3 separate regions of the Homo sapiens genome follow, and all the other regions are linked to region 1. The links are chromatin contacts, found by Hi-C in ENCODE. All regions are on one chromosome and are shown on one strand. Each heading gives the region's core, a stretch centred on a gene start or an enhancer-like site at or near the end of the contact. The rest is flanking DNA. Distances are from core to core; before and after follow the strand shown.

Region 1 (2,538 bases), core at 24-2,523:
GCCAGCCCCAAATGGCCCTACCTCGCCCTTTTGAAAGGTGGGGATAATTTTATGTTAAGTAATCTGCGTTTATGCTTCACTAGGAAACCTCAATAAAAACGGATTCTGAATAAACTTGAAACTATTTTGGAAAAAAGAAGAGTAAACGACGTGGAAATCCTTGGAAAACTGGGGATGTACCTTTCCAGGGGGGTTATAAATGAAGGGAATAGAACAATCAAAAGGTGGACAGCTTCTCACTTCTTTTTCTTCTTCTTCCCCCGCGTACATCGACCCCACTGACTTCCCTTTTCTCTCCAGGTGTACCGAGTAAGTGAGCGGGAAAGGTTTATTGTAAAAGAGCTAGGGCCACTTGGAAGATCAAGTTCCCAACGAGGAGAAGGAGGGTTAGGGTCTCAAGACTTGGAGAGGAACGAGTTTAGTTAGCCTTTCACTTTTCTGTACACAAAGAAACGTTTTGGTGAAATTCGCAGCCTCTAACGTTCCTTTCTGGAGAGTACAGATAGCCAAGAGGTGCGAAAGGACATCTCAGTCGGAGGAGTATATATTTATAGAGTGGACGCGTACCCTTCCGGGGCCTTTTTCTCAGTGAAACTGAGCCCGCAGCTCCCAAGTGCCCCCGCTCAACTTCGCCCCCATTATCTCCTCCTCGCCTGCTGCCATGCCCCGGGCCACCAACCCATCCCGCAGGGAAGCTGTCCAGGGAGTTGGGAAAACAGGTCCTGTCAGGAGCCGCTGCCCTCGGTGGACCCCTCGGCTGCAGCCAATGGGCTGGGCCCGGGTTCGAGAGGTGAAAGTTCAGGCCCGGGGCTCGCAGCTCGCTTCGCCTCTCCGGCCGCCTCCTTTTCAGCCCCCGCCCCTGGCCACACTGCAGACACGGCCCGGCTACCAGGGGCCGCCACGGTGGCACGTAGTTTGTTGATGGGTGGTCATAAAATATATTTATTTGCAATTCCTTGAACTCGTCCACCACTCCCGCCCCAGCATGGCCCCGAACACTGCAGGCTTTGTTCGCCTCGGCTGCTGCTGGAACTGGCCGGGGTTTAGCGCTCTGTGCTAGCTGACTCCAAAAAAAGTTGAAGTATAATAATAGGAAAACCGGGTTTCCGCAGCCGAGGAAAACGCTGAAAGGGCAAACAGCGATCGAATAGTTTTCTTTTGCACAAGTCACTGGTCAGCCCACTGGATCGAGGCAGCCTTTAAACGAAACGCTGCATATTGGAAAGAGAAGGAAAGCCAAATTCTGTCCCTGTAGTCGCCGCGCAGGGTCATAGGCACGGTTCAGGTCTTCTTTGCAGCACGTGGATCGGCAAAAGTCATTTAAAGAGGTTCCAGAAGAAAGTTCAACGGCTCAACTGGGTGAATGAGGAGTTTCACCAAGTGGACATCAAAGCTTCCTCACGAAAGTTTATTTGATTTCAAGTTTATTTTACGACGAAACCACAAATCAACAAAATTCGAGACACTGCTCTAGTACGGTCCTAGTGAAAGATAAATTCGTTTGAAATGGCCTCTGTCAGCGCATCTTGCGCGAAATAAAACACCGCAGATGAGAGGAAGTATAGCCAAGATGAAGGAAAGCGACGCACGCGAATGACAAATTAGAAATGTTAGTTTACTGCTTCTCCCAGTGAACCTCTTTGATTTTCAGTTATTTTTTATAAAAATATAATTTTTCACACACTTAAGTCTGTTTTTTCCAACACTTTCAAACAACAACTACATTTTTCTCTTTCAGAGCCGTTTTATCTCTGTAATTGTGACTTGTACTTAAATTTCAACTGACTTGGAGAAATCGCTGGGAGAAAGGAAAGGGGGTGTTTTTAAATTACTATTTTTTCCTGTTATAAATAACATCTTCAAAATTGTGCTACTCACTTCAAATAGCCTGTAACTAAAGTCTTAAATGCAAGGTATTTTTCCTTTCACACAGAAAAAACAGTCACATATCAGTTTCCTGTGTTTTCACATCCACTACAGTTTTCTGAAGATGAGCAAATAAGCAGACTCCTTTTAGACGACTTTTCCCCATTCTCCTCCCTGACACATTTAGGGAAAAGAGAAAATTCTAATTTCACCGAAGTCAAATCAAGGGTAATCTATGTTACATCAGACTGAATGGAGATATTGTGAAATTGGTGGAGTTACACCACCATCTGTCGTTAAGCTTAGGGACTACAAAATTTGGGACCTATAATAAATCCTAATGAGCTCTCCCAACTTTTTTTAAAAAAGTCACAGACTATATTTTTCATTTGTGTTTTTATAGCATATACCCTGAATTTACCTGGACCCTGAAGCAATAAATATTTGTTCATAAACCCACACTTCTACCCGGGTTCTCTCATCTTCAGAAGATTAAAAAAATTCTCCACATCTGCCAGCCTTCACATAAAGCCCTTTGGAATCAGCTATGGGCCTGCAGATTTCCGCTGCCCTGCCCCTAGCTTCTCCTAGGCTGCTGGCAGGAACCATGGAGACTCAACAACAGGGGCTACCCATATCCTCCAGTGAACAATACACTTAATTCTCTCTCTA
Region 2 (2,538 bases), core at 27-2,526, 1.0 Mb before region 1:
TTACAATTTCTAAGAATATTTTTAATACTGCATGTTCCACCCCAATTTGGAGAAATTTGGACTAAGAGTAAATAGGCAGACTCAACCACAGTCTCTAAAGTGAAATTCAGAGGAAAATATTAAAATGTTCTAGATAGAAGAGAAGTAGATAAAAGAGAATTTGATCGTATTCTATATGAGCATTGAAAACAACTAACAGAGTTACTGATGTAAAGCATGCAAAAAAAAACCTAGAAATAAATGGCATGGCAACTATAAAAACATTCTATATGGAAAAAATAATAGAAAGAAATAAGCAGATAAGAAATCTATTCTGGAAGGAAACAATCTAAAATGAGAGGATAACTCACCATGAAGACTTTATTCTCCCTTCTATAGGAGATTATAAGAACATAATTTTATAAAAGAAGGACATTAAGAAAATGATAAATGGGAGCTAAATTCCAGAATGAAGGAAGCAACTTAAGGAGCAAAAGCCACTATCACAGAATTAATAAATAAGTTAGACAAAGTTATGTCCAACAAGAAAAAAATAGACACAATAAAATATCAAACCACTAAGAAAAAGAGTATAATTATGGTGACTCTACACAGGAAAAAATATTTAGATAACTGTGATTCAAAGACAATAATAGGTAGAAACAGCAGAAAAAAAAAATGTAAATCCGGCAAAATAAAAATTCGTTGTCCCTAAAATAGGTAGGTCAACTAAGGTGACAGAAAAAGGCTTCCAAGAATAATCAAGCAAAATAAGGAAGAATTGAATTACAGATCATCAAAAAGATTCCTTACAGTCTAGGAACATTTTCTACAGCAATCTAAACCAAGAAAGTCCAGACGAAATTTTAAACTTTGTAGGTAAAGAAATTATTCTTTAGCCAGAAAAAATTGTGTGTGTGTGTGTGTGTGTGTGTGCGTGTGCACGCACATGTATATGTGTATATAAATAATGAGAGGTGAAATGTCAGACTGGTCTTAGACTTCTACTAAATCCAATGTCAAAAGAAATCAGAAGATAGGGGAACAAATGTTAGCAACCTTCAATAGTATCTCAGTATGTTCTGTGTTGCTATAACAGAATACCACAAGCTGGGTAATTTATAAAGAAAAGAAATATTTCTTACAGTTCTGGAAGCTAAGAAGTCCAAGGTCGAGAGGCCCACATCTGGCAAGGGGCTTCTTGCTGTGTCATCCCATGGCAGAAGGCAGAAGGACAAGAAAGCATGAGAGCAAGCCAGCAAGAGAGGGTCAAACTCCCTTTAATAACAGGACACTTCCTTGACACCAACATTGATCCATTCAAGAGGGCAGAGCCCTGGTGACCTAATCACCTCTTAATGGTCCCACCTCTTAATACCATCACAATGGCAATTAAATTTCAACATAAGTTTTGAAGGGGACATGCAAACCATAGCAAGTAGGAAAGACTGTAACTAAAGATTATTATGCCCAACTGAGGTGGTCAAACAAACATAAGGGCAACAGAAAGACATTTTATAAACAAAAACAGCAACAACCAAAAAAATAGTCAGGGAATATACAAGTCATGAGCCCTTTCTGTAAAAAAGGAAAGAAATCACTTGATGTCAAAAATCCAACCAAAGATGCTTGATTGGAGATGCTGGAGTAAAAGATGAAAGGCATCTGTCAACACACAAAGACAGTGAAGCAGTAAAGAAAGCATGAATGAAAATGTATACACAGCCAAATTATCATTCAAGAATAGAGGAAACCAGAAGACATTCTCATTCATGGAGGAAATGAAACAGGCATGAACCTTCTGGAGAAAAAAAAAAATAGAGCAGGCAAAACAAACAAACAAAAAACCTACTTAATGTAACAAAAAAAAACCTACTTTGTCCCAAGGGATGACTTTTACTAAAGTGCAGAACTGAAAAACAATGGTAAAAGGACAGCAGGTTTTGAATCCACTAAAATAAAAACAAAGAGTTGAAAATGTAGAAATCAGAGAAAATTCATATCATTAACTTGGATAATGTACATATAACAACATGGCTTAAAAATTTGGAAGGAACTGATGCTCTGTAAATAGCTGTTTAGCCAATCTGACAAATGACTTTAATTTATGAAACAGGAATTTCCACATACCACCATGCCTCCAAAATATTTTCCTATGTATAAACACCAAAACTGCATAGTTCAAGATAGGTAGCTTTTAGTTCGTTGGGAAGTTGGATCAGAAGAGGAAATATGGGAACATCTTTGTGTGCTTATTTCTCATCTTTCAGCAGACCCCACTCCATACGAGAAAAAAATTGCAACATGTTTTAAAATTTTACTTTATGCTCTTGATGTTTTTCATCATATTTTTCTTAATCTCAGACAAATGATTTGGAAGTTATATCACAGGTGGTAATAAATTTGTATCTAGAGCTCAGAAATTCTGTAAGTTCCACTTCAGTTTTTAAATTCTGTTAAAGGCAATCGAAATTATAAATAATATTTTTAATTTAAAAAGCACACTATTGCTATGAAATCATTTATCTGTCTATTCTTCTGCATACAAATATGCATTAT
Region 3 (2,538 bases), core at 17-2,516, 860 kb before region 1:
ATATTACGGGTTAAATAGAAAAATTAATATTAATTGATGGTGTCGCTTCACTGTAACATTTATTTTACTAAGTCAGAGGAATAGTGACAATTAAAACAGGGCATAGCTTCAATTATACCATATACGCTAATCTGAGGGGAAAAGCCAAAGGCTTAGTTGGTGCTCTTATAAATTCCAAAATTTAAGCCACCTTTCAGAAATTAAATTATACACCAAATTATGTTCTAAGAGTATAAAAGCCTTTTGAAATGTAAAAAGGATAAAAAGTCATAAAATAAAAAAAGAGAATTTCCAATTATAAACTTTTTTCATAAAACCTCCATTGTTTTTAATTCTTTACTAATTTGATTTGGAAATTTTTAAACAAATTTAAGTGGTTGGAATTGTCTTTTTAAATTTAAATTTCATAGGAAAGAGAACCAAAATGTGCGTTCTCTGACCAGATTGTGTGTGGCCTATTTATTCGAAATGTTTGATTCCATATGAGTTTCTTCTTTTTATTTATTACTTCCATAATGTATTCTCTGTAATATGTTAGCAATTCAAGGGCAACCAATTTGAAATCCGCACCCTGAAAAACCATAATACCCCAGGTCTTCCACCTGCAATGTTTTCTACGTGGACCAGGGAAAGCAGACTAAGTACAAACTTCTGTGTAGAGCATGAACCAAGTATGAGTTCAAGCAGGTAGTCCGCTAAGGTCAGGGTTAAAGTTCATAGAATAATTTGGAAATTATTCTCAGCGTGAATATCCCTTATGAGGCCTGAGAATACACCCTTTAATTAGAATACAATTTCCAAAGCAGCCACTCCCTGACTTTCCAGAGCTCAGTTATTCTCAGCAAAGAAAAGTAAAAACAGCCTCATTACACTGACAGCTAACAGTCCCCTATAAATTATGCCTTGAGTGTCCGGCAAAGAAGGCAGCAGCCATCCGGCACAACGGAGACACGAGCTGCCAAGCCCTCACTAACCACTTTCAAGAATAAAGAAAAAGAAGTCACATTCGACCGCGTCTGTCTCCTTCACTTCTTGCGTATGCAGCTGAGCTGCCCCATGGAAGTTTGGAAAAAGAGTGGGTTGTGCATTTGAAAATGTTCCCACACCCCAGCCAGCCTCATTTTTCTGATGATCCCTCTATTCAGCCAAACTCGCGCTACAGTGGGAACACTAACATCAATTCCGTGAGAGCCAGCTGTCCGCTTCTTCCACGGTGCTCAGAGAGCCACACAGGACTCCTGGAATCGGAGCCAGCTCGGGCCTGACTCAACACAGATGTTCCCCTCCTCCCATGAAGCTCTGAGCCAGAGTCTCCTTTTCCAGGGCCTATTGTTATTACAAAAGAGTTTCTGGGCCCCCAAAATGTGCGAGATGCTTAAGCAAGAGGAAAATACACATCTTCCTAACTTCAGAGTTAAGACAGACAGACTAAATTACACAGAGATGGCCAATGACTCTGTGGGGAAGGCCAAAGAAGGAAAGTCAGGCAGCTCTGAGAGTTTAATATCAAAGGAGTTGGAATAGCAGAAGCTACCACAATACAAAACTTTCAAATGCTATCCAGAATTGAGTCAGTTTTAAAGATGATATAAAATGTTCCACTTCTGCAAAATCCAGATATCAAATTTTTTCTGTTGATCCAACAAAGTAGACTTTGTCTAGAAAAGTGTGACTGGGAAAATAACAAAAATGGAGTTTTTGAAATTTATAATCAAAATTCAGAGTCAGATTTCACCCACAAATATTTGGAAATATTTGCCAGCTTATGTTTCAGGCAGGAGTGGCATTGCTATCTTTGGCCAGTATCTTTTGTAAATCCATTCAAACTGTCAGTTTCCCCAGCAGCCCTTTCAGAGGGGGTGTAAATTTCTGTATCTCTTCATTCCTTCAGTGAATATTAGTAAGAAACTAGACAGTGGTTTCCTAATGTTCCAAAGTCCCATGGCACAGGGTACGTCATTATCTCAATAAAGAAACTCATGCAATTTACAATATATTAGATTGGTACCCACTTAACCAATGAAACCGTAGAGTAAATCATTTTAATTCATTCTTTTTAATGGTATGGATTCTATGACTAATATGAGCTTCACCAAATAATATAAACAAATTTAACACATTAGCATGACTCTCCATATTCTTATTTAATAGTGTTTGTCTTTTTTGTTGCTGTTGTTCTAAGAAATCTTATTCACATTTTCCTATTGTGGGCCCTAGGAAAAGAGATTAAGGAAATAAACCAATTAAATGAAGCACACACTTAAAATTGTTACCACCGAAAAAAAAGTGAGAAAACCATTTTGCTTCCCAACAGATAGAGGTAAAATTGTCTCTAGAACTTCTTCTAGTGCTCACTAACTCTGGTTGCTAGGAAGTCAGAGATAACATAGGCCAGTTATTCCACAAAATCATGTGTTTCACAATAGCAGAGTCAATATTAGATAAATGCTAATCAATATATGTTTTTCAGATAAATATTTACTTGAAATAATGTTTATATGATTCTTTGGATAAAGCTATATAAATCTTCCTCCTCAC

The links. A loop is a pair of places that touch in the nucleus more often than their neighbours do. Pooled maps may share reads with other maps.
Region 2: a loop to region 1 is called in a map of PC-9, with 3 times the contacts of the local background. The contact joins the promoter of LINC01393 here to the enhancer-like site in region 1. A Hi-C loop is called at or near these places in 1 of 168 maps with a recorded cell type or tissue (PC-9) and 5 of 50 pooled maps.
Region 3: a map of esophagus muscularis mucosa shows a loop between it and region 1 (4-fold over the local background). The contact joins two enhancer-like sites. A Hi-C loop is called at or near these places in 1 of 168 maps with a recorded cell type or tissue (esophagus muscularis mucosa), 2 of 37 single-sample maps with no recorded cell type and 8 of 50 pooled maps.

The regions. Positions count from the first base shown.
Region 1 is chr7:114,081,711-114,084,248 of GRCh38, reverse strand. No RefSeq gene overlaps it. Among named protein-coding and RNA genes, the nearest start is that of PPP1R3A, 160 kb to the right of the region's middle. Within about 2 kb of position 1,273, at least 3 of the 41 ENCODE cell types and tissues checked have a DNase peak (open chromatin) inside an H3K27ac peak, as active enhancers do.
Region 2 is chr7:115,077,696-115,080,233 of GRCh38, reverse strand. LINC01393 (long intergenic non-protein coding RNA 1393) reads right to left here and starts at 1,276. Exons shown (of 4, transcript NR_120521.1): 1 at 1,125-1,276.
Region 3 is chr7:114,943,564-114,946,101 of GRCh38, reverse strand. All of the region lies in intron 3 of MDFIC (MyoD family inhibitor domain containing), which reads right to left. Among named protein-coding and RNA genes, the nearest start is that of MDFIC, 23 kb to the right of the region's middle. Within about 2 kb of position 1,266, at least 17 of the 41 ENCODE cell types and tissues checked have a DNase peak (open chromatin) inside an H3K27ac peak, as active enhancers do.